Regions from separate parts of the Homo sapiens genome. Here all the other regions are linked to region 3. The links are chromatin loops, found by intact Hi-C in ENCODE. Cell type or tissue: dorsolateral prefrontal cortex. All regions are shown on one strand.

What was found. Hi-C counts contacts between places; a loop is a spot of excess contacts. Peaks named below come from ENCODE experiments on the same cell type or tissue, not always from the same donor. Only the 100,000 strongest peaks of a DNase experiment are listed, where the experiment ranks them.
Region 1: a loop joins it to region 3, with 4 times the contacts of the local background. A loop is called at or near these places in 33 of 110 quality-filtered maps.
Region 2: a loop joins it to region 3, with 10 times the contacts of the local background. A loop is called at or near these places in 79 of 110 quality-filtered maps.
Region 4: it touches region 3 in a loop (4-fold over the local background); 47 of 110 quality-filtered maps call a loop at or near these places.
Region 5: a loop joins it to region 3, with 4 times the contacts of the local background. A loop is called at or near these places in 20 of 110 quality-filtered maps.

What each region holds. Positions count from the first base shown.
Region 1 is chr17:38,507,640-38,512,639 of GRCh38, forward strand. ARHGAP23 (Rho GTPase activating protein 23) reads left to right here. Exons shown (of 24, transcript NM_001199417.2): 24 at 2,305-4,746. The coding sequence ends at 3,333. Among named protein-coding and RNA genes, the nearest start is that of ARHGAP23, 82 kb to the left of the region's middle. RefSeq lists enhancers at 1,117-1,944, 1,945-2,761. In dorsolateral prefrontal cortex, a CTCF peak has its summit at 1,892; DNase peaks (open chromatin) are centred at 1,892 and 2,169; H3K4me3 peaks cover 529 bases; H3K27ac peaks cover 2,503 bases.
Region 2 is chr17:38,490,273-38,495,272 of GRCh38, forward strand. ARHGAP23 (Rho GTPase activating protein 23) reads left to right here. Exons shown (of 24, transcript NM_001199417.2): 19 at 190-279; 20 at 1,135-1,260. Among named protein-coding and RNA genes, the nearest start is that of ARHGAP23, 64 kb to the left of the region's middle. RefSeq lists enhancers at 2,975-3,476, 3,477-3,976. In dorsolateral prefrontal cortex, CTCF peaks have their summits at 1,895 (motif pointing right) and 2,106; a DNase peak (open chromatin) is centred at 1,929; H3K27ac peaks cover 1,981 bases.
Region 3 is chr17:38,665,727-38,670,726 of GRCh38, forward strand. No RefSeq gene overlaps it. Among named protein-coding and RNA genes, the nearest start is that of EPOP, 6.7 kb to the right of the region's middle. RefSeq lists an enhancer at 1,830-2,124. In dorsolateral prefrontal cortex, CTCF peaks have their summits at 1,985 (motif pointing left) and 2,190; a DNase peak (open chromatin) is centred at 1,975.
Region 4 is chr17:38,421,349-38,426,348 of GRCh38, forward strand. It overlaps a transcript of ARHGAP23 not described here. Among named protein-coding and RNA genes, the nearest start is that of ARHGAP23, 4.6 kb to the right of the region's middle. RefSeq lists enhancers at 39-967, 2,554-3,199. In dorsolateral prefrontal cortex, CTCF peaks have their summits at 2,499 (motif pointing right) and 2,700; a DNase peak (open chromatin) is centred at 2,493; H3K4me3 peaks cover 870 bases; H3K27ac peaks cover 5,000 bases.
Region 5 is chr17:38,581,929-38,586,928 of GRCh38, forward strand. The region is part of intron 1 of SRCIN1 (SRC kinase signaling inhibitor 1); the gene reads right to left. Among named protein-coding and RNA genes, the nearest start is that of SRCIN1, 22 kb to the right of the region's middle. In dorsolateral prefrontal cortex, CTCF peaks have their summits at 2,612 (motif pointing left) and 2,814; a DNase peak (open chromatin) is centred at 2,573; H3K4me3 peaks cover 223 bases; H3K27ac peaks cover 1,542 bases.

The DNA.
Region 1 (5,000 bases), 160 kb before region 3:
TCTCTCAGAGAGCACTGGCCAGGAAAGAAAGCAGTACTGGCCACCATATGCTCCAGGCTGATCCTAGCAGTGCAACCACATTGCACAACTCCAGGGGGTGCCTTCTGGTGTTGTGCATTGTGGGCAACCATGGCCCAGGAGCCACATGCCTGTGACTCCTGAGTCCCTGACATGCTCTGGTTTTCTCAGAACTAATTAATGTGAGAGCAAGGACAGTGGCTGCAGTGGCCACAAGAGGCATCTGGGTCTCCATTCATTATTACACCATGGCTGAAACAAGAGGTGGTCTGTGAGGAGGGGTTGAAAGGGCAGCGTGACCTTGTCAGGTCATTCCAGCCCAAGACAGGAACCAGTCCCAGCGTCTGCTTCTACAAGGCTTCCTGTGTTAAGGGGACTTCATTCACCAATTGTTTGTTCATTTCATGTTTATTGAGCACCTGTTATGTGCCATGCAGAAACAACCAAGTCACAGCCTTTGCTCTTAAGGAGCTCAGAGTTTGATGAGGCTGATGTGAGAAGAGCTAGGAGCATAGTGAGATGACAGGAACATAGAGAAGTGATCTCCCATCTCAGGCAAAGGGAGGGCTGGGAAGTGGCTGTACAGAGGAAGCCATGTTCGAGCTGGGCCTTGTAGGGTGAGTAGGAGCTCATCCAGCAAATAGGGCAGGGGGACATTAAGGGCTGGCAGCAATGTAACAGTGTAGGTCACATCAAAGGAAGGGTTGGTAGGGCTGTATTTCCACAGTGAGGGCTGTGTTGGGGTTGGGGTCAGGGCAGAGCAGGGCAGTAGGCTGGGAAAGTTGGGGCTGGGTTATGAAGAGCCCCATGTGCTGAACTGGGGAACTTGTGCTTTATCCTGGTGGGTGCTGGGGCATGCAAGCTTCTGAGCAAAGCTGGGTGAGGATCAGATTCCTGCTTCAGAATGGTGGCTCTGGAGGAGAGACCCGGGCTGGGGCAAGGGTGGAGGCAGGAAACCCTATTAGGAGGGGCAGGAGGGCCCAGAGAGGGCAGAATGAGGGCCTGCCGGAGGAGGAGGAGGAGTTGGCTTTGGGAGCCATTTCAAAAGAATCCAGGACTTGGCTGTGGGTGGAGGAGAGAGGGAGGAGTCACAAGACCGCCCTAAGGTGAGCAGTGTGAATGGAGGCAGTTTGGGGCAGGGGTAGGTAGGATGCTGTGGTTCCGGATAGGTGAGTTTTAAGAGCCTACAGACACCCAGGTAGAAATGGATTCTCAATGGGAAGAAGAGTCCCGGAGCTCAAGTGAGTGTGGTGTTGGACAGGGAGGCCTGGATAGCAGCGCTGCTTGGGAATGGTATTTTCTAGGGAACACGAACAGAGAAGGCAAAGGGGCCAAAAACAGTCCTGGGAACACTGAGTCTCAGTGGGGAAGGCAGGGGAAGGCAGGGGCGGGGCGGGGGGCGGGCAAGAAGAACCTCCCAAGAGGCAGAGGAGAGGCCAGAAGGGCGGATGAAAACCAGCTTCCAGAAGGCCATGGGCGGCAGCATGGGCCCTCCTGGGAAAGTGTGAAAGGCCAAGGCCCCAAAACACCACAGGGTGTAGCAGTGAGGGCTGGTTCAGGTGAGAACAGCGGCATGAAGTTGCCCAACTTGGGGTTGGAAATCACAGTTTGGGAGCGGCTCCAATCCAAACCATGACACCATACGGGATCTTTCAGCCACTTGCAGGGGCGGAGCTGGCGGCGGGATTGACCTGGGATTGGGGATTGGCGGGGTGGGGAGCTGGTGGGGTCCGGCGGAAAGGGGAGGACGTGAACTTGGGCGGGTTGCCCTGGAGAGGCCTGTAGATGCTGGGCAGGTGGGAAGGCAGGTTTCCAGGTGGCAGCGGGTGGAGAGGAGGTGGGGGACTTGTGGTCAGAGAGCGCCCCTGGCGGGGATTTGGGGATCAGCATGCAGGAAGCTCTGGTGATGACACCCCAGGGGCGTGTGTGAAACGGATTCAGGCTGCCAAGCGTTATTCACTGTGGAGAGATTGTCATCACCAGAGCCGTGTCTAAAGGATTTAGCCAGGGCTGGATACGGAAAACAGAATGGAAGGGGGCTTTGGGAGACCAGCCCACCTCACAAGAAAGAGCTGAGAGCCTAGATTTGGGCCAGCGGGGGTAGTCTCTGGACGGAGGGCGGCACGGGGCTGGAGGAGGAGCGTTTTATGATGCGGCCGTGGGTGCTGGCCTTGGCTGGGGCTTGTGGCGACTGGGTGCCGTGACGTGGGGGTGGACCGGGTAGAGCGGGGTCGGCAGGGGGCCGAGTCCGGGCGCCCCCCGCATCCTGACCTGTCTCCCACACAGGGTTCGTGGGCCCCCAAGAAGGAGCCGTACGCCCGGGAGATGCTGGCGATCTCCTTCATCTCGGCCGTCAACCGCAAGCGCAAGAAGCGGCGGGAGGCGCGGGGGCTGGGCAGCAGCACCGACGACGACTCGGAGCAGGAGGCGCACAAGCCTGGGGCGGGGGCCACAGCGCCGGGGACTCAGGAGCGGCCGCAGGGGCCGCTGCCTGGCGCCGTCGCCCCCGAGGCCCCCGGACGCCTCAGTCCCCCGGCGGCGCCGGAGGAGCGGCCGGCCGCGGACACGCGCTCCATTGTGTCGGGCTACTCCACCCTGTCCACCATGGACCGCAGCGTGTGCTCGGGCGCTAGCGGTCGGCGGGCAGGGGCGGGGGATGAGGCGGACGACGAGCGTAGCGAGCTGAGCCACGTGGAGACGGACACTGAGGGCGCGGCGGGCGCGGGGCCTGGGGGGCGCCTGACACGCCGGCCGTCCTTCAGCTCGCACCACCTCATGCCCTGCGACACTCTGGCGCGCCGCCGCCTGGCCCGGGGCCGCCCAGACGGCGAGGGCGCGGGCCGGGGCGGTCCCCGCGCCCCGGAGCCGCCCGGCTCGGCGTCGTCCAGCAGCCAGGAGTCGCTGCGGCCCCCGGCGGCGGCGCTGGCCTCCCGGCCCTCGCGCATGGAGGCGCTGCGTCTAAGGCTCCGCGGCACGGCGGACGACATGCTCGCCGTGCGCCTGCGGCGGCCGCTGTCGCCCGAGACCCGGCGGCGCCGGAGCAGCTGGCGCCGCCACACCGTGGTGGTGCAGAGCCCGCTGACTGACCTCAACTTCAACGAGTGGAAGGAGCTGGGCGGAGGGGGCCCCCCGGAGCCTGCGGGCGCGCGGGCGCACAGTGACAACAAGGACTCCGGACTCAGCAGCCTGGAGTCCACCAAGGCGCGGGCCCCGTCGTCCGCTGCCTCGCAGCCGCCCGCGCCCGGGGACACGGGGTCCCTGCAGAGCCAGCCCCCGCGCCGCTCGGCCGCCTCCCGCCTGCATCAGTGTCTGTGATCCCCACCTCCCGCGCCGCTCGGGCGCCACCCCTCCCTAGAGCCCCTTTGGAACCAGGAGGCTTCACCAGCCTGCACCTCCTCTTCTGTGGCCCCTGGGTGCATGGTGTGGGTGGAGGGCGCAGCAGGCAGTGTCTCTAGTTGGTGTGCTGGAACTGGCAGGGCAGAGGAGAAGGCTGGGGCCGGACTAATTGAATGGAAGGGGGTTCCAGAGGTGATGAGCAGAAGAGGAGGGGGCGTGGGCTGCTGGGGTCTGTGTCCCTGCACACATGCGCCCGATAGGTCCTTCTGAGCCTTTCTGTGGCTGCACTTGGGGACCCTTGTGGACCATGGGGTGTGGCTAGGGAACCCCTAAGTTTCAGACTAAAGGAAAGATCCTGGGTGATGCTGGCTTTTTGCTTCTTTCTTCTGCCCTCCCACCTCAGCTTGTAAGCGGGGATGTGTGTATGTCTGGGGAGAGGAGGTGTAGGGTGCGTATGTCCATGGGGGGAGGGGCTTGTGTGTGCAGTCATTGTCCCAAGGTGTTTCCAGTAGCGACTTCTGTCCCCCTATCCCCACCCTGGTCCCCACTTTGCGCCCCCGGGCTCCCTGCCTTTGGTGCACACAGGATCCTGCCCGCCCCCCTTGCCAGAGCCAGAGAAGGGGGTTGGGGCCATTCCAAGGAGGCAGGACTGAAACCCTCACCAGGGTTACTCCCCAACATCCTTTTGCCTGAGTCACCCTCTAAGCGCTTTAACCACGGGCAGCTGCCTGTTCCCCAGACAGTTTTTGGTGGGGGGGGTCCAGGGTCCCCCTTGCTGGTACCTCCCTCACCCCTCTTTTTGTTTTTCCATCTGTGCCTGTTCCTTCCACAGCCCAGGCACACAGAAGCCCACCTTCTTCCCCTTAGGAGGAGGGATAGTCAACACCCCTGCTGTCTCTCTGTCACTCACACACTGATTTATGGGGTCTGAGCTGGGCTGTTCCTGCAGGATGGACAGGACCCAGCGCCCTCTTCTCCCCACAGGCTGTAAATAGACTTCCAATCACCAGGCCAGCCCCCACACACCCTCACTCATTCCAGGGAAGCCCAGGTAGGTGGTGAACCCGCTGCCACGTCTATCAGTCCTCTTGTTTTATGCAAAGATTTACTGTAAAGTAGATTTCTTTCCCTCCCTCCCCCATTCTTTTATTGTAAATATTGTCTCTAAATGTGTAACATATTATAAAGAATTTATAAGGATTTTTAAAGATGTTTTGCTCATTTACAAAAGTGTTGTAACAGTGTTGGACAAAGCCTTCCACCCCATGTCCGCATGGCTCCTTTCACTGTGTCCTTGACACACCTCTCTGGCAACAACTAAAATTTCCTGCTTCTGAAAAGTCCTGTCTTAAAAGTACAGTCTATATCTTGGAAATAAATAGCTTTCCTCAAGGCATGAGTCAGCTGTCTCACTTGTTTTGGAGGGAAAGGGCCAGAGTGGGGCTGGGAGACAGGAGAGGTACCTGGCCCAGGGAAGGAGGGCGATGGGGACTGGACCAAGGGGTGGCAGGACGGAGGCAGACTTTTTCCTGGTGACCTTTTTGTAAGTGTCCTGGGGGACTGGTCAATGACACAGGGACAGATATGAGTTGGAAGAGTGGGTGGCCCTCATTGCTGTGCGAAGTTTCCAGGCACCTGCTCTCTAT
Region 2 (5,000 bases), 180 kb before region 3:
TGGCCTTGGAGAAGCCCCGCTCCACTCAGGGCCTCAGTTTCCCCGTCCATACAAGAGAACGGGGGGTTAGAGGATAGGTTCCAGACTCCCTGAGGCATGGTAGTGGGAGATCTTTGGGGCATGGTGATGACGGGGGACAGGGGCAGGCCCTTACAGCCTGTCCCCATGCCCCTCCTCTCTCCTGCTCAGATCCGGGATCTCCCAGGACACTACTATGAAACGCTCAAATTCCTTGTGGGCCATCTCAAGACCATCGCTGACCACTCTGAGAAAAACAAGGTGGGTAGGAGTCCCGCATGGAGTCTGGGGGAGGCAAGCACGGACTTACTGTGTGAGGGCCCTCAGCACGCACTGAGCTCCAGCAGGTCCAGTAACTCAGGCCCCTCTAGGCACGCCCTCCTCCTATGACTGCTCCGTCCCCACCCCGCTCCTACATGCTGGTCAGTGCTTTCCCCCAGAGAGCCATCTCCTGAGTTTCTGAGGGCTTTCCAGAGGCAGGGAACCCCGGCCCCCCGTATCCGATGCATTGCCATCCTCCGACTTAGCTCAAGTCCCTCGCATTGCATTTTCCTCATCAAACCCCTTATGCCTTCTGGTTCTGCAGTGGGGAAAATGAGGGGAGTGATAGGATTTTTTGTGTTTTGTTTGTTTGTTTGTTTGTTTTGAGACGAAGTCTCACTCTGCCGCTCAGGCTGCAGTGCCTTGGCACGATCTCGGCTTACTGCAACCTTCGCCTCCCGGGTTCAAGCGATGCTCCTGCCTCAGCCTCCCGAGTAGCTGGGATTACAGGCACCTGGAAGTGATCGGATTATTTCCCAGGCCTAAAATAACCCCTGGGACCTCCAACATGTTTCCTACTGCAGGGTCTCCCACTGCTGGCACTGACCACTCAGGGCTGCCTTGTATAGGTGTGCAGGTTGGGCACTGCTCATGGCTGCTGGGCCTGGGGATGAAAGGGGCTGAAATCTGGTCTGTGCTCTACTCATCAAGCATCTCCATGCCCATACAAGGGGGTGTCCACCCTCTAAGCTGGGGACTGGTGAGGATGTAGTTGGGGACAGAGGCCTCAGGTGCCAGAGTGAGGGAGGACTGAGGTCAGGATGTTGACAGTGACCTGCTTTCCCTGCTGCCCAGATGGAACCCCGGAACCTGGCCCTGGTCTTTGGGCCGACACTGGTGAGGACGTCTGAGGACAACATGACAGACATGGTGACCCACATGCCTGACCGCTACAAGATCGTGGAGACACTGATCCAGCACGTAAGCCCCTGTTCCGGGGGGCGCCCGGCAGCCCCTGGGGCCCAGGCCATGTTCCTCTGAGCCCCTCGCTCTTGCTCCGCCTGGCGGAGTGTGCCCCAGGAAGGGCTCGGCAGCTTTAGAGCATGCTGCTAGGGTGGTATATACTCCTCCAAAGCCATGGGCTGCATTTCAAGGCAAGGCAGGAATGGATCCTGGAATCCCTGCTGCCCTGGGATGTTGTGTCCCCAGCAGGAGAGTCAAGAGGCCCCCGAGCTTCCGAGATGCCTGGGAAAGGTAGAAGAGGAGGAAGGGCAGGGAAGGTGCTACTGGTGGAGGGCGGAAGGGGCAGCTTCAGAAGTTGGCCCCTGGAGAGGTGTCCTGGCAGACACGAGCAGACGGGGGCCAAGGTCTGGCCTGATATCAGGAGGCCCCGGCTCTAGTGACTTTCCCTGCTGGCCCCACTGAGGTTTTGGGGAGATAGTGGTGATGTTCCTGGTAACAAGGGGTGGATGGGGCAGGGCACAGGGCCTTGGCCTGAGGCAGGATCCTGCACCAGTGCTTGGCATGTACTGGGCTGGCCACCTCCCTTCTCATGGCTTCCTGGATGCCAACAGCCCTGGTCCTGTAGGTTCTTGTTACTGTGCATGGGCGGAGGAGAACCCAGAGTGGCCAGCAGAGGGCGCAGAAGGCCTTGGTTTTCGAGAGCCCAACCCTAAGGCAGCACTGCCGCCTTCTGGTGTGCACACGGATATCATTATGAATCGTAGATTTTCCATTTCCAATTCTTGTTACAGCCCACAAAGGATGAGAACAGAGCCCCTCCTGCCAGGGGAAATAAGACTGGCAGCTGGTCAGAGGAAGGGAAGCCTCAGTCCCAAGCCCCCTAGACACTTTAGGGAAGGAAAGCTGGGCCCTATCACCCCCATTTTACAGAGGAGGAAACAGGCTCAGAGAGGCAAAGCAACTTGCTCATGGTCACACAGCTAATAAGTGGCAGCCCAAGATTTCAAGCCAGATCTGACTAACCAAAGCCTGTGCTTTCCTCCTGCTATCAACCCAAAGGCCAGACTCCTGGGTCCCTCCTTGAGCTGGCTTGGGACGGAGGGAGGGGGCCAGGGTAAGGAGGCGAGGTGGTGAGCAGCTGAGCCATGTTAACAGCCTTGCTTGCCCATCTCCCTCCTTCACTGCATGCTCAGGGCTCCGAGCCACAGGAGGGAAGATCACAGCCTGCTGCATCCGGACACTGGGAACACCACTCCAGAGCTGTCTGGGAGGCCAGGGCTGCCCTGCAGCGTCGGGGATCCTGATGAGGCCTTGGGAAAGCTTAGCTCTCCAGGGCACCAGGGAGCCCCGGAACCTCCCGTGAGGGTGTGTTTTGGGGGCAGCAGCAGGGAAGAATGGGTGTCTGGCCCTGTGCTCCTGGAGAAGTCCCTGGAAGCCCAAGGTCTGAGGTCAGCTGAGGTGTCAGGAACTGCAGCCTTCAGGGAGGAAGGAGGCCAAAGCCCCAAGGGGGAGTCCCTGCTCTGGGCAGGGTGGAGAAGGTGGAGTTTGTCTCATTTAGCACTGACACTACTGGCACACAGTGGCTACTCAGTGTTTGTGGAGTATAAATGACTGAGTAAATTGCTAATTGAGGTTACGTCAGGCTGGGTTTTCTTTCTCTTTCTCTCTCTCTCTTTTCGCTTTTTTTTTGTTTTTTTGTTTTTTTTTTGATAGAGTCTCAGTCTGTCGCCCACACTGGAGTGCAGTGGGCAGATACGGCCCACTTCCAGGCTCAGGCGATCCTGCCATCTCAGCCTCCTGAGTAGCTGGGACTAGAGATGCCACCACCACACCACCTGGCTAATTTTTGTATTCTTTTGTAGAGATGAGGTCTTACTATGTTGCCAGGGCTAGTCTTGAACTCCTGGACTCAAGCGATCCTCCCATCTCGGCCTCCCAAAGTGCTGGGATTACAGGTGTGAGCCATCACGCCCAGCCAGGCTGGGCTTTTCTACTCAGAGATTCATTCCCGAGAGCTAACTGAGCTAGTGTCCTTCCCTTCTCTGCCTCCTTGGCATCTGAACGTAACCAGCCCTGGATGATTGTCGAGGGAATGAGCCACCCACTCTGCAAGCCCTGAAAGCCTGCCCACCCAAGCGTGCCAGCTCTGTCTAGCCTGGAGGCTCCATAGCCAGGGCAGTGCTGCTGTCACTTGGGGTACCCAGACCAGTCTTCAGGTCGGAAAGAGCGTGGCAACTGAGGGGTAAAGAGGAACAGCGACTTGCCCAGGGCCACGCAGCAAGATAATGGCAGAGCAGAGAGGAGAGCAAACCTGGGTGTCTGATCTTGCAGCGGGCAAGTTGCCAGGAGCCCCTACCTATGTTTACGAAGTCAAATGGAACCCAAACAAAGATCACCCAGGGCATTTGCTCAGGGACTCACTCAGCAAAGGCAGCGATACCTAATGTTTCTCAGCCTCAGCACTAGTGAGCGCTGGGGTCCAGATAAGTCTTTCTTGTGGGAGGCTGTTCTGTGTGTTACAGGACATTTAGCAGCATCGCTGGCTTCTACCTGCTGGATGCTGGGAATATCACTCTAGTTGTCACAATCGAAAATGTCTCCAGACATTGCCAAGTGCCCACTGGGGTGGGGGGATTGACGGCAGTGGCTCTGGGGCCAGCCTGCTCCTATGTGCTGTGTGGCCTTGGACAAGTTCCTTACCTGCTGTGCCTCAGTCTCCACACCTGTAAAGCAGAGATGACAATACTGTTTACCTCACATCGTTGTGAATGTCTGCTAAAGCACTCGCGGCGGTGCCTGGCAGGTCCTAAGTGTCGTGTGAGAACGGACTGTCATCCTCTTCGTCGTGGTCATTATTCCACGCCAGAGACAGATCCCCGTGCTGGGAACACGGAGGTGAATGGGAGCCTGCTCAGAAGGAATATTGCCAGCGGGTGTGGTGGTGCGTGTCTGTGGTCTCAACTACTTGGGGGGCTGAGGTGGGAGGCTGCAGTGAGCCGAGATTGCGAAACTGCACTCCAGCCTGGGTGACAGAGTGAGACCCTGACACACACACACACACACAAAAATCCATTAAAAAAATGATGCTTCTCATTCATTTATTCTTTTAATAATGTTTATCAAAGTAAGAGCTGCGTCTCTTTGTGCTCTGGGCTATGCCCAAGGAAGCCCCACAGAAGGACCCACCCCGGCCCTGGGTGCAGGGCTGGGGTCGTAGTCATGGAGTTCTTGAACTGCCTTAGAGGACCATGATGAGAACTTAGCCAGGCAGAGCAGGGAGAAAGGGCATCCCAGGCGGAAAGAACAGCACGTGCAGAAACAGGGTGGCAGGAACTAGTGTGGATTCCTCTTGAGAGCCGTGGCCACCCGGGCGCTTCCTGTAGACGCTGTGGCTTGCAGAGTACTTCTGGGCACCTTCCAACCTGCATTAACGGCTGGCTTCTTTGGGCCGATCCTCAGGCTTCCCCTGGTCAGCCTGTCTCTGGAAGCCACACTTTTGAATAGCAGTAGCTGACATCTATTATACATTAACAATGTGCTGCACTCGACGTTTTCCATACAGTATTTCATCTCAATCCTCCTCAGGCCTAGAAGGAGGTACTCACATCATGCCCATTTTAGAGATAAGTAAATAGACTTACAGAGGGAAAGTAACTTGGCTAAGGTGAACTTGAACCAAGATGACTGACTCCAGAGCTTCCATTTTTCTTTTTCTTTTTTTTTTTTTTTTTTTTTGAGACAGAGTCTCACTCTGTCGC
Region 3 (5,000 bases):
CAGCCTGAGTAGCATAATGAGACCCCCATCTCTACAAAAAATAAACAGAGCTCACGCCTGTAATCCCAGCACTTTGGGAGGCCAAGGTGGGCGGATCACTTGAGGTCAGGAGTTCTAGACCAGTCTGGCCAACATGGCAAAACCCTGTCTCTACTAAAAAAATAGAAAAAAAAAAAATTAGCCAGGCATGGTGGTGCACGCCTATAGTCCCAGCTTCTCAGGAGGCTGAGGCAGGAGAATCGCTTAAGCCTGGGAGGTGGAGGTTGCAGTGAGCCAAGATTGTGCACTCCAGCCTGGGTGACAGAGCGAGATTCCATCTCAAAAAAAAAAAAAATTGGCCAGGCACGGTGGCTCACACCTGTAATCCCAGCCCTTTGGGAGGCTGAGGCGGGTGGATCACAAGGTCAGGAGTTCGAGACCAGCCTGGCCAACAGGGTTAAACCCCGCCTCTACTAAAAATACAAAAATTAGCCAGGCATGGTGGCAGGCACCTGTAATCCCAGCTACTCAGGAGGCTGAGGCAGGAGAATTGCTTGAACTCAGGAGGCAGAGGTTGCAGTGAGCCAAGATTGCACCACTGCACTCCAGCCTGGGCAACAGAGCAAGACTCCGTCTCAAAAAAAAAATTAAAAATAAACAGAATTAGCTGTGCATGGTGGCACGTGCCTGTGGTCACAGCTACTCGAGAGGGTGATATGGGAAGATCTCTTGAGCCTGGGAGATCAAGGCTGCGATGAGCCAAGATCGCACCACTGTACTCAGCCTGGGTGACAGAGTCAGAGCCTGTTTCAAAAAAAAAAAAAAAAAATCACCATGGATGGCAAGTCTGCGTCTGAGAGGCACTTTCTGTTACAGAGTCCCCTGATTTTAGGTGATGACACTGAGCCCCAGAGAGGGTAAAACACTCAACACTCAGCTTGAGTCGCTCAGCACATCTGTGGAGAGTCCACACCCTAAGGAGGGGACTGCATGTCCTGCTTTCCCCATGCCACTCTAGGGACCTTGGGGGCAGGCTCTGTGTCTTTGTGTCTCTGGAACAGAGCTCTGGGACCTCTACATATTGGTGGGGGCTACTCCCACCCCATAACAGGTTGCTGCTGGGTGGTGAAACATGGCAGCAGTGTGGTCATTTAGAGCACAAACTCAAAGGACACAATTCCGTAGCTGTATGGGCTTAACCTCTGTGAACCCCAGTTTTCTCATCTGCAAAATGGAGCTAATAGTACCACGGTTGGGCGCGGTGGCTCACACCCGTAATCCCAGCACATTGGGAGGCCAAGGTGGGCAGATCATTTGAGGTCAGGAGTTCGAGACCAGCCTGGCCAACATAGTGAAACCCCGTCTCTACTAAAAAATACAAAAATTAGCCAGGCATGGTGGCCCACGCCTGTAGTCCCAGCTACTAGGGAGGTTGAGGCATGAGAATCACTTGAACCCAGAAGGTGGAGGTTGCAGTGAGCCAAGATTGCGCCACGGCATTCCAGCTTGGGCAACAGAGTGAGACTCTGTCTCAAAAATAAATAAATAAATAAATAAATAAATAAATAAATAAATAAATAAATAATAGTACCTACCTCATGTTGTGTCCTGAGGATTACATGAGCAACTAAGCATAATATAACAAGGCCTGGTTCCAAGGAAATGCCATTACAGTGCTTGCTATGATAACCACTCAGGAGGAAACCTAGTCAGACAGACCAGAGCTACTTTGCTCCTCCACTGGCTGTGTGACCTCAGGCAAGTTAATTAACCTCTCTGAGTCCCATTTCCTCATCTGCTAAACAAATAGTACTTATCTATTGCTATGAAAGCAAAATAATGCCTGTAAAACACCTGACACCTGCTTAAGTTCCTTGTGTGCAGAGACCACGTCTTGCACATCGATCCCCCTCAGGGCTCTCACTCCATGGCCTGGGAGAATGAATCCCTTCCCCAGCCACCCTTCTCTGGCTCGCCATCCTCTTTCTGGTGCTAGCAGACAGCAGCATCTAGTGGACAAGCTCTGGAACTGCATTCTGGCCAAGGGTCACTCGCCAAGCTGCTGTGCAGTCATTTAAATGAGGCTTTTTAAAAATGCTTTAGACAAGGGTGGAGGGGTCAGGAGGAACGGAGGTGGGGTGAAATGCATTGGGCAAGTATTCATTAGGTGCCTGCTGTGTGCAAGGCACTGATCCAGGACCTTAAAAAATGAAGCAAGAGATACAAGATCACTGTAGAAGGACACAAGAAAAATCACAAATAATTATAACTTTGTCATCAATACCCTAACTTTTTATCTTAGAGAAAATGTGAACACAGCATAGGGGGACTTGGCACACTGGACAGTGTCTTCTCAGGAAGTGTTTTTTGTTTTTGTTTTTGAGACAGGGTCTCGTTTTGTCACCCAGGCTGGAGTGCAGTGGAGTGATCACAGCTCACTGCAGCCTTGATCTCCCTGAAGTGGCTGAGCAATCGTCCCACTTCAGCCTCCAGAGTAGTTGGGACTACAGGTGCACGCCACCACACCCAGCTTGTTTTTTGTTTTTGTTTGTTTGTTTGTTTTTGGTAGCATCAAGTTCTCCCTATGTTGTCCAGGCTGGCTCAAACTCCTGGGCTCAAGTGATTCTCCCCGCCTTGGCCTCCCAAAGTGCTGGGATTACAGACACAAGCTACCTTGCCAGCCTTCTCAGGAAGTTTTTACAATTGCAGGGGCGATTTTTTTTTGAAATGGTTGTTACATGTCAATGACTCTCAGTTAAGGCCAAGGCAATAAAATGAAAGCTTAGGTCAGGAAGGTTCTGCCTCGAGTCCCCTGACCCAGGTTCTCCATAGACAGAGGGGAGCGGGAGTGTCTGGCCCCAAAGCCGCACTCGCCCTCCACACTCCACAGTCCCTTCCTACCAGACACAGAAGAGTGAAGAGGGTCTAGAGGTGGCATGAAGCACATCTAACTGGGGGAATCAAAAAATACTTCATGGGAGAGATGACATTTTGCATTGGAGAATGAAGGTAAAGAAAGCAGGGAGGGGCATGCTGGGGGCGCTGGGGAAGGAAGTGCATTCCAGCCTAGTAGACCAGGTATACCTTCACTGGTATAAAGCGAAGTAATGGGAACCAAGTTGGTTGAGGGAGCTGGGGGTTAAGGCCAAATCACAGAGGGCTCCAAATGACAGGCCAAGGAGGCTGCATTTAATACTATCAGGGGACCCACTCAGTAAGAAGGTAAACTGATCTGAGGGCATCAGAGAAAAACCAGACACCCAGAAACTATTAATAGTTAGGTGGCTACTGTCATAGTCCAGCCTAGAGGTAGGGGACACTGCACCATGATGGAGTGGAGATTAGAGACAGAATTGTGAGATCCTTGGGAGGGGAGAAGCAGGGGGAGGCTTGGAAATAGATAGCTGTGGGTCAAATGGGAGGACCCAGCTGAGAATTCAAGGTGCTGAGTCCAGGGGAAGTAATGGGGAGAAAAGCAGAGCTGTAACCAGAATGTGGACTTGACCAGGGGGACTGCTGTGGGCAGGGAGCTGTGGGCAGGGACCAGGAGCTTGGTCTTTGACAGGGGCAAATGAGTTGCCATTGTCCCTGTGGAGATGCGGGACCAAGGCTCAGGAGGGGTGCTGGAGGGAGAGGAGGCAGGGACAGTCAAGTGGGAGTCATTTACCCATATAGGTGCAAGCTGATGACCTAGGGGAGGAAAACAGAATCCTGCGGGCAGATAGGGTGGAGGGCAGGCGCCACCGGACTTCATCGGACTTTGTCTTTTTAAAGCTTCTGGGGGAGGGGGGCAAGAGAAGGAGGAGATGGAAGAAGACAGAGGCGGGACCTTTGGGGACAGAGACCCTTGTGAGTGTCCAGCAGTGTCACAGGCTATGCAGAAGTCCAGGAGTGGTGGCAGGGAGGCAACTGTTGAATTTGAGGTTGGGGGCTCTCCTGGCTGACCTTGGCAAAAGCGGTTTCAGGGACAGAAGTCAGGCTGCAGAGGTCTAAGAGGTGAGAGGCAGAGGAGCTGGAGGCGGCTGATGCTCCCGGGAGGAGGGAGGAGACGGTAAGCAGGGCTGGGATAGGGGAAGGTGAGCGAGGGGTTACTCTGGGGGTCCTGCCAGACCCTGAAGAGGAGGGTAGAGACCCAGAGGCACATGGAGAGGAGACCCTCTGAGACCCTTTGAGACAGAAGGAAAACAGGTGATGCTGTAAGAGCTTAGAGACCCAGACAGAAATAAGACTATGACCACCACATCCCTGACAAACCAACGTGGTGGCCACCAGCCCTAGAGGACATGGGACTGGAGGAAGGGAGGGGTAGAAGCAGGGGCTGAAGACACCTGGGAGGGAGAGCAGACTTCCTCAGACCCTCTCGGGCTCCAGCGTATTGGCGTGGGAGAGGGAGTCCCAGATTCCCGGGAGCTCAGAGCCTAGGGAAAGCCAGGGGTCCCTTTCCCCTTTCCCCAGGCGGCTCCTGTTCGGAGAAACTTGTGGCCCTCGCTTGGAAGCACGCTTTTCCCTATTCCAACCCCAAATACTCAGTACCTGTTTGCTTCCCCCAGAAGTCTGGGCAAGTTTCTTTCTTTTCTGGGACTCAGTTTCTGGGGTGGGCTGAATGATGGAACCCAAAAAGATGTGTCCAGGTCCTAATCCCCAGCCCCCACTCCCCCAGAGCCTGTGAATATGACTTCATTTGGAAAAAGGGTCTTTGTAAATGTAACTTAATTAAAGATGTCAAGACGAGATCATCCTGGATTGTCTGGTGGGCCCTAAAGCCAATGACAAGTGTCCTTGTGACAGACAGGAGAGGGGAGGGCCATACCATGGGAGAATGGGAACTCTGCAGCCCCAAGTCAAGGAACACCTGGGGCCACAGAAGCTGGAAGAGGCACGGAGGGGGCCCTTCCCGAGAGCCTTCGGAGGGAGTTCGGCCCTGCAATGCCTTAGGTTTGGACCTCTGGTCCCAGTAAATGGAAGAGAAGAAATATCGGGGTTTGTTGTTGTTGTTTGAGATGGAGTCTCACTCTGTCGCC
Region 4 (5,000 bases), 240 kb before region 3:
TGAGGTCCCTCCCCACAGACATGGACTCTGATGATCGGCACACTCTCCGAGGTGCCTAGGCTGATGTGGTTAACGCCCGGCTTTCTGGATGCACCGGAAGCGTGGTGTGTATGGAGTGCGTCTGAAATCAGAGCTTCTTTCATTGCACCAGGGGAAGCTCCTATTTTAAGTTTCCCATGTGCTGAGCCCTCTTGTAAAGCAAAGAATCCTTTTATAGTGCGTGAGCCGCCGATGTGTCTGTTTGGTATGTGTGGATTTTGGCATGGAGGGCTTCCTTAAAGGGGAGCATGCCTGGAATCTCTCACGGGGGCTGGAACTGCTGGGTGGGGTGAGTGCCAGGACTGAGGGGCTTGCCCCACTGTGGTCAGTCCCGCCCCTCTTTTCTCCTCATCTGACTCCCAACACTCCCACCCAGGGCTGGCTCAGGGCCAGACAGAGGAGAGGGGAGCAGCTGCAGGGGGATTTCCAGAGCTTCGACGGGGAGGTGGGAGCCTCCTCTCTAATCCCTTCCCCTTTGCTTCCTCTCTCTTCCCTTCCTCTATGTTCCCCTTCTTTCCTCTTTGCTCCTCTCCTTCTTCCCTTCCAGAAGGGCAAAATGGAGACAGGGAGGAGGATGGGTCCCATGTGCAGTGATGTGTGGGGACCAGGTGGGGCTGGGCAGGGGCTGGGAGCCTGGAACAGAAGCAGGAAGAATTGAAAAGCCCTATGTAGAACTGTAGAATTTAGCATCCTGAGCTGGAATGAACTCCCTGGCCTGACCCCTCCCAGAGGGATCATTCGATAGAAAGAGCAACATCAGACTTCGGCTAGAATCCTGAATCCTAGCTGGGAGATCTTGGACAAGCTACTTAGCCTCTCTGTGTCTGTTTCCTCATTTACATAGCGGGGCTAATAATACCCACCTTACAGTGTTGTCATGGGGACTAAATGAAATAATGTTTATAAAGAGCTTGGCACATAGTGGGTGCTCAACGTATTTTAATTCCTTTCCTCTCCGTCTTGGTGTTTGCAAGCCCCTGCTGAGTGACGGCATGGTTTTTGTAAGGCATCTTTGAGCCTCGCGCACACTCACTCATACACAGGGTCCGTGCCACCGGCCTTCCCTGACAGGGTGTCACACAGTGAAAAGCCTGCTGGGCTGGGTTTCCCAAACGTAGTTTCCCTAAAGATGGCCAGTTCAGAGTGGCAGGGGTGGATTTTCTGTCGGCCACCTCCTGACCTGACATGGGGCCTCGCTGGGTGTGGCTTGCTTACCCTGCTGCCAGCTTACCCTGCTGCCAGCTCAGACAAGATGCAGCCTCTCGCTCCCGCCGTAGCCAGCTGTCCAGAGGTTTTCTGCGTAGGCCCCAGCTGCTTGGCAGATTACCAGAGCTCTTTGGCCCCAGCCTGGCCATGGGTCTTCAGCCTCCCTCCCCAAGGGGTGTTCAGGTGGGATTCTTCTCACAGGATTCCTGGGAGACCTGACACCAGGGATGAGTGGGAACTGGCATCATCTTGAGTGGACCATTGCCCCACCCTCCATCATTAAATATGGTCAGTGAGGTTCACTCTATGGGATGTCTGGGGCTGTGGCCAGCGCCTGTGCCCCACCCTCTCCCTCCTTTCTCTGACGTTTGCTAGTAGAGGGCTTTGAGGTCTAGGACAAACCCTGCCTGCCTCCCAAGACCCCTTCTTCCTCCCCTAGTCACTGGAGGCTCCTTCTTGTTTTGCTCAACACTGTGCTTGCACCACAATCTCAGCACCATCCCAGGCACCCTTTGCTGTGTTTGTTGCCCTCCGTGGAATATGGGGACGGTTCCCTCCCTACCACCCAACACAGCAGTTTGCATGTACTAGGTGCTCAATAATTTTTTTTTTTTTTTGAGACGATGTTCTGCTCTGTCACCCAGGCTGGAGTGCCGCGGCATGATCTCGACTCACTGCAGCCTCTGACTCCTGGGTTCAAGCGATTCTCCTGCTTCAGCCTCCCAAGTAGCTGAGACTACAGGCACGTGCCACCATGCCTGGCTAATTTTTTGTTTTGCTTTTTGTTTTTTTTTTTGAAACAGAGTCTCATTCTATCGCCCAGGCAAGAGTGCAGTGGCATGATCGCAGCTCAGTGTAACCTCCATCTCCCCAGTTCAAGCAATTCTCCTGCCTCAGCCTCCTGAGTAGCTGGGATTACAGGCGCACACCACCACGCCTGGCTAAGTTTTTGTATTTTTAGTAGAGATGGGATTTCACCATGTTGGCCAGGCTGGTCTCGAACTCCTGACCTCAAGTGATCTGCCCTCCTCAGCCTCCCAGAGTGCTGGGATTACAGATGTGAGCCACCGCGCCTGGCCAATAAATGTCTTTTGACTTGATTAAATGGGGCCCCTCTCGCTTTGGAGATACAAACTGTGGTGGGGGTGTTGCCTGTGGGGGACAAGTAGAGGACCTGGGGGCTGAAGCCATAAAAGTGCAAGAACCGCTGTCCCCTTTAGTCCTGCCCTGCCATCCTTCTCCACCAGGGGATGCTCTTTCTCCTTTGGTGGAAGGGCCTGAGCTGGGGCCAGGTGTAGGTGCCCGTGCCCCATAACCCACCTTTCATACATTATGGTTTTTCCTTTTCAGCTCACAGAGTTTTTCAGATTCTTTGTCAAATGTGAGCCTCAAATCAGAGGCAGGCCGAGAAGGCCTTATCGTTTTCATCTTACAGAGGGTGAAACTGAGGTTCTGAGAATATACTTGTTCTCAAAAGTCATACAGCTACTGGGGGCTGGGGCGCAGGGAGGGTGCAGCACGAATTTGAACCCAGGTCTTCAGATTCTTGATTCAGGGCTCCTTTGAGGACATCATAAACCTGGGTTCCTCCTCTGGAGCCCCACCCTCCAGATACTTTTCCTCCAGTCCGCTCATCACGCCCTCCTTGCGTCCCCTCCGGCTGTCTCTCCTTGGCACCTGCTCCTCAACCCAACAGCCTGCTGAAGTCTTCCCCACCCAAACAGACACCTGCCTTGTCCACACCCACCTGTGCTGCCTGCCTGTCGCCTGTCCCTTCCTGTTAATGCTCAGTGGGCAGATTCGACTCCCTCCTCCCTGGGGCCCCTCCTCCCTGCACAGTCTGACCCCCACACCCACTGGCCCCCGAGGCTGTTGTCTCTGCCCCACACAGTGCCACCTTCTCTGGCTGCCTGCTTCCTCCCAGTCCTTGTTGCCTCCTCCTTCTCTGCCTACCCCCAAGCCAGGGTTCCTCTCACTCTTCACTCTCCCTGGAGAATCTGAACCACACCCCTGGTCTCAGGGACTACCAGAGTCTCTAGCTCAAGCCTCTCTTTCAGAAGATGGACCCACGGTTTAAGCAGCCTGTCACCATTCCACCAGCCTCACAGCCTGCGGGTTAAGTGTATAGACCCTGGAGCCCAAATGCCTGGGTTCAAATCCTGTGTGGCCTTGGGTAAGATACTTGAGTTCTCTGGGCCTCATTTTCCTTATCCATAGAATGAGGATTGAGATCTATTTCACAGGCCTTTGTGAGGCTTAACTGGGATCTCACATACAAAGGACTTCGTGCCTGGCTTGTCCCCTCTCTCTGTGAACACCCTAGACAACCTGATATTCCAGGCCTTGGCCTTGCCCTGCACTCTTCCATTTCCTTCCTCCTGCTCACCAAATCCCAGAGCCTCTGTTGTTTGTTGCCCCTGCCCCTTGCTTTGGTACCTTTCTCCTAGAATCACTTTGCTTGCCGCCCTCCATTCCTGTTCCCGTTATGTGCCACGGTGGCCATGGCACATCGCTGCTTCAGCTCCCTGCCCCAAACCAGGCTAGCACGGAAGCGCCTCTGGGCAGCCCCTCCAGCGTCACACCCCCGCCTGTGTTTCCTTCCTCATCCCTCCATGCTTCCTGCCCATAGGCACCCTCCACTTGGCTCCAGCCACGATGCCGATGCCGGAGCCTGCTCTCTCTCCTGCCTCCCTGGTTCGCCCTGAGCATCACTCTCCCTGGAGTGCCTTTTTCCCTATTCCCACTCTCCCCTGCCCCATCCAGGAAGCCCAAGAAGCTCAAGGCACCTCCTGGGGAAGCCTCCTCTGCTTCTCCAGCCGAATGTGCTCCTGTGCTGGGAGTTCTTTATAGAGTCACAACTGGAGGAGACCCAGGCCCCTCAAGGGAAGGATCTAGGCCTCACCTCTGTATTCCCAGGGCCAACCTACCCCACCCCCTCCTCTCCTCTACCCCCTCACATAGTAGACCTTGTGAATGAAGGATGGTGATTGGGCTGGGGAAGGAGTTTGGAAAGAGGGGGAGTATGAGGAGGGTCCTCAACCAGGGAGACTCTCCCCATGTTGGGCTCTATGGCTCCAAACCCCAAAAAAATAGGGTACAGGAATACAGTGGGTGCTGGGGCGGATGGCAGGATGCATGGAGTGAGACCCAGAGTGTCGAGAGAGGAAGGGGAGCCCGGATGGAGAGGAAGGTGAGGAGGAAGAGCAGCTAAAGAAGATAGATGAGGTGGGCTGGGACAGGGTGGGGGTGCAGGTCAAGGTGCAGGAAGAGGTGGGAAGGGCGGCAGGGTGGGGAGAGAGCCGCACTTTCTGGGAAGTGGGAGCGGGTGGGGGAGGCTGTGCAGTGCATTGTGGAGGGAGGAATTCGCCTGCCGGTCAGTGTGAGCTCATTTCCTCTCACCCCCTCCTGCGGGGTCTGAGGGCATCAGGCTCTGGAAAAAGTGAGCCAGGGGCACCCCACGGCCACCACCCTCCCTCCTCCCCCATGGCCTCAGTTCAGTCTGATTTCAGATGCCAACCTTTCTCCCTCACAGAGACAACCCTTTATCCTGGGAGGAAAGGACCTCTGAGCCAAGGTGGCAACAAGCATTGGACCACTGGAGCTACAGGGCAGAAAGAGACAGGAACAGGGACCTGGTGGAAAGTTAAGCAAGAAAATCCAAGCAGTAGGCCAGGCGCGGTGGCTCATGCCTGTAATCCCAGCACTTTAGGAGGCCGAGGAGGGTGGATTACGAGGTCAAGAGATCGAGACCATCC
Region 5 (5,000 bases), 84 kb before region 3:
CAGAGGTCTGCAGCCCATTGGGTACAAGTGAGAAGGAGGGGACCCTCTGAGGCCAAGAGCCTTTCCTTTGCCCAGGCCTTGTGGATTCTGCCGTGGCCTTGCTGCTGGAATCCAGCTCCACAGTTCAGGCCTAGTCCTGCCTGAGCCAGAAGGACCCCTGCCCCTTATGCCAGAGATCCAGGCTCCTCTGCCCTCCTAGGGCTCAGGACAACATTGGGACAGGTCTCCAATTATCATCTCCCAGCTGCTTCCTTCCTGGAGCCAAAAGAGCTCCTCATCCCCTCTCTTACCCCCTCCTCATGCCAGCACCTCCTTCCCTACCTCCTGGGGGATCTCAGTGTGTCTGGGGTGGAGCAAACAGTGTACCAGCCTGAGATGAGTGGTGACTGTGGAGTGGGAGGGTCCCCAGGTCACCCAGTTCTCCCAGGCAGATTATGGCAGGGAGAGGTCCCAGCTCCCAGCTGCTGGAGCAGGCAGAGGGTAGGGCATGGAGCTCACAACTGCACTATATGACTGCAGTCCCACAAATCTCACAGTTGGCAGTGGGGAGGGGCTGCTGAGCAGCCTGCACAGACAGGGAAGCAGGGACTACCCCTCACTGCCTCCTCCAGGCCGTCGCTCAGCCCTCAGGTGCTCTGGCATTGGGGCTATTGGGGTGAGGCGGGCAGGAGCTAGATACTAAGGGGTGGCAGAGAGAGGGGAGGGGGCAGGAGAGATGATCTGCTCTCTCTGAGGGGCGGTGGCAAGGAGGAGCTTTGATGTGAAAAGCTTTAGAATCTGTTTAAGAACCTTTGAGATCCTTGGCTTTTATATAACAAAAAAGTAAGCTGAGGCTCGGGGAGAAGGGAACGCCTGGGTAGCCTAGCTGTCCTGGCTTCCTACTTTGTACAGATTTAACTTCTTTCTGCAGGGCCCCAGCTGAGCTGGGAGGATGAACCTGGGCTTCTGGTTGAGGGTGGGGGAGCATCCTGTCCTTAGGAGAGGGAAGCCAGTGACCAGCCTCCTGGGGGGGCTCTGAAGATTCAGGCATGATTTTAACTCCTTCAGCAGGCCAGGCACTTGAAATCAGAACACTGGGAGAGAAAAACCCAGGCCAGAGACACCCTGGGTGTCTTAGCAACTTTTCTGAGACCCCAGGCTAGCCATTTATTTATTTTTTGAGACAAGGTCTCACTCTGTTGCCCAGGCTGGAGTGCAGTGGCGCGATTATGGCTCAGTGCAGCCTCAACCTGGGCTCAAGCTAGCCTCCAGCCTCAGTCTCTTGAGTAGCTGGGACCACAGGCACGTGCCACCATGCCCAGCTTATTTTGGTGGTCTGTTTTGTTTTGTAGAGATGGGGTTTTGCCATGTGGCCCAGGCTGGTCTCCACCTCCTGAGCTCAAGCGATCCACCCACCTCAGCCTCCCAAAGTGCTAGGATTACAGGCATGAGCCACCACACACACCCAGCCTCATTAATTTACTTACTCATTCAGTCAACAAATATCTTCCCTCTCTGAGCCTAAGAACCTAATTTGTAAAATGGGGATGTTAACGTCTAAACTCTGCCTTTGGGCACTAAGTGAGAGGCTGGCAAGACAATGGTAGAGAAAGTAGGTTGTTTTCTTTTTTTCATTTTCTGTTTTTTTTTTTTTTTTTTTTTTGAGACAGAGTTTCACTCTATGGCCCAGGCTGGAGTGCAATGGTGCGATCTCGGCTCACTGCAACCTCTGCCACCCGGGCTCAAGCAATTCTCCTGCTTCAGCCTTCTGAGTAGCTGGGATTACAGGAGCCCACAACCATGCCCAGCTAATTTTTGTATTTTTAGTAGAGACGGAGTTTCACCATGTTGGCCAGGCTGGTCTCCAACGCCTGACCTCAGGTGATCCGCCCGCCTCGGCCTCCCAAAGTGCTGGGATTACAGGCGTGAGCCACCGCGCCAGGCCAAAGTAGGTTGCTTTCAATGAAAGACATTCCTGAGCAGCGATGGGCTTGTAGCAGCCTGACCTCCCTGTTACCCCTACGCCTGTTCCAGCCATCAGCAAGTCCTCGGAGTGGCCCTGACCCCCCTCGGACCTGAGCAGCCCAGGGAAAAGACACAGGGATCGATTCCAATCTAGCAAGCGGATCCAGGCACCTGCCAGCCCTGCACAGATCAATGCGTCCTGTTCCAGGCAGGGAGGGCATGAGAGACCCGGGCTGGGGTCTTAAGCATGGCTGGGTTCTGCTGGGAGAGGGATAGGGGCATTGCGATAGAGAGAGACGGAGGCAGGGAACTCTGGGGGAAGGGAAGCAAAGCTAGGATACCCTGGTGGAGGGGCGTTGGGCCTGAAGGTTCCCCCCAACCCAGGGATGGGGTTGGGGAAACCAGAGACATAAGGGAGGGGGCTCAGGGCTTCTCTTTTCTCCAAGGAACCTCAGTGTGCAAGGCTGACTATATTTTTTGAGTCCGAGATTCAAGCCACAGGGAAGATGCCAAGAACTGGCGAAATCCAGAATCCGAATGAGGGGAAGGGCAGGGTGAGGAAGGCGGGTTCTGCCACCCTCAGCTCAGCCTGCCCCGCCTGGGAAACGCGGAAGGTGAAAGTGGCCTGAGGCTGGGGTGGCCGGGAAGTGGCGGGCGCCCCCCAGTGGCCGGCTAGGAGGACGGCACAGGTGCTTGGGAAGAGTGACGTTGTCATTTGTCCGAACAATTCCAAATTCTACGTTTATTTATCAGCCTCATTTATTTTTATCCTCCACCACATTCTTTTACATGAGATCACTGTAACTGATTATGAGAATTAAGATCCCAACATCTTAGTGACACCATCTCATAAGCCACCAAGCCGGTCCCCAACTGGCATCTTTACCCCGGATGTAACCCTCTACTCTGTCCTCTGGCTGCCCCTGGGCAACATTCACACATGATGTCATCTGCAAAGGAGGAGAACGGGGAGAGGAGAGGAGAGGGAGGGAGAAGGAAGGAGAGAGGCAAATGGACAAAGTAGAGGAAGAACGAAGCCACCAGCTCAGGAAAGGGAGAAGAGAACTCTCTGGGGCCCCTGATGTGAGTCCTCCCCAGCCCCAAACTCAAGATCTGGAAATCAGGTCCCTGTAACCCTCTCTGTGGAGATAAGGAGGCTGGACAAAACCCCTCCCTTGGGGACCTGAGAGGCTGTCACATGTGTGCCCCGACCCACTGCCTGGGCAGGGGTAGGAGCTGGGTTATAGCCCTGGCAGGAAGCGAGGGCAGGAGGCACTCAGGGTGAAGACACCAACTCACAAGCCCACAGGACATGGGGCTAGGCAGGGCAGCAGGAGAGGAGCATGGAGACAGCTGGAAGGGTGGAGGACCTGCCTGCCTTAGGCCACACCCACACACACACACAAACACACAGCATGAGGCTCCCCCAGTCCCTCCTCTGCAGCCAATGCTACAGGAGCCCAAGTCAGCCAGGAGGAGCCCCGAGGCACTGCCACCTTCGATTGTGCATGATGACTCCATCCTGCTGGGTGCCTGCTGCAGTCGGGAAGCACACGGTGTGCTTGGAGGTTGGAGGCCAGAGGACAAAGGTCAACCGGGACCAGATATGTATCAAACTAGGCAGAGGCTCTGGGAACCCGAATTAGGAGAGGGGATCCTTTGCTTCCCCTGCTAGTGAAGGAATCGGCCTCCCTGTCCCTGGGTGCCCCTGGCTCTGCCTTCCTTGTGTGCCCATACTCCTCAGTTTCTGCTGGCTGGCTGTGGGTCCTTGGATCAGAAGCCCATCTGTGTCTGTTTTCTAAAACCATCTTTTCCGCCCCATACCACAGCAACCAAAGTCATTTTCCGGGCAATTGCCTTTCTGTAAACATTCCTGTGTAATATCCCCCCAAATTGCTAATACCCAGCGCCCTGTTGAGTCTCCCTGTCACTCCAACTAAAGCCTCGGAGATGAGGGCGTGTGATGGGGGAAGGGCGATGGGGGGAAGGAGGCAGCTGGACTGAGGATTGGAGACAGGGGGCTCCTGCCTAGCTCCTGGCACAGAGCGGGGGCCAGAAACTCTGCACCTCCCCACGGTGATCCCCACTCCCTGCCAGCCCAGCCCCACCCCCTGAATGTCAGGCTCCACTTCAGGAGAGTCTGCCTGGACTAGGAGGGAAGACAGAGAGGAAGTGGGAAGGGAGCCCACTGGACAGAAGGCCTGAGACAGGGCCTGGGAGGAGAAGGAGCTGAGTTGAAGGCATGGAGGAGATGGCTAGAAAATAAAGACTCCTGGTGACTAGGGCAGGGCACTAGGGACATGGGGCAAGGCCAGGCAAGTTGTCTTCAAGGAATGCCAGCTCCCCTCCCCACCAAGGGTGACAAGGAGGACAGAGAAGAGGGTCGAGGCCAGGGAGGATCGAGGCCATCCCCCCAGCGTGGGCCCTGCCCACTCCCTGGGCACTGTAGTGGATGGGGGCGGGGGGAGATGGACAAGGCAAGAGGTGTCAGGTGGTTCTTGGCAGGTGATACACCTGTTGTCCCCTCCTCCACCTCCCAGCCCTGATCTATAAAGCCACCATGGAGAAGGGTCTGGAGCAGGCTGATTCTCCTCATCATACAGCAAGGGAAACTGAGGCTCAGGGAGGTCGAGTGATCTAATCTGAGTCACCACATGGACTCCCTTCCCCAGGGGTGGGGGTAAGAAGGGGGACTAGGACTGTGGCCTATGACCCTGTGGTCTCTTCCATCCCCCTGCCCAGGGAATACTGCCACCCCCTTCCCAAGCTCCACAGAAGCTGGGCATCCAATGGGATGGGGGATGATGGAGCCCTGGAGGGAGCTGGGAGCAGAGGTGATGCAAAGGGCAGCTAGGGAGGGTGCAGGGCACTGCCAGTCACAGCTTTGTGTAGGCAGAAAAACACAAACCAATTTGTGCAGATTTAAAACCCACTGAAGGCCACTTAGTTGGTAAACGAGTCAGAATCTAATTAAAGGACCTCTTCGAGGCTGGGGGAAGGCACTGACACCTGCCTAGGAGGAGCGGTGAGGCTGGGGGCCTGGGCCCTGGCTGCTA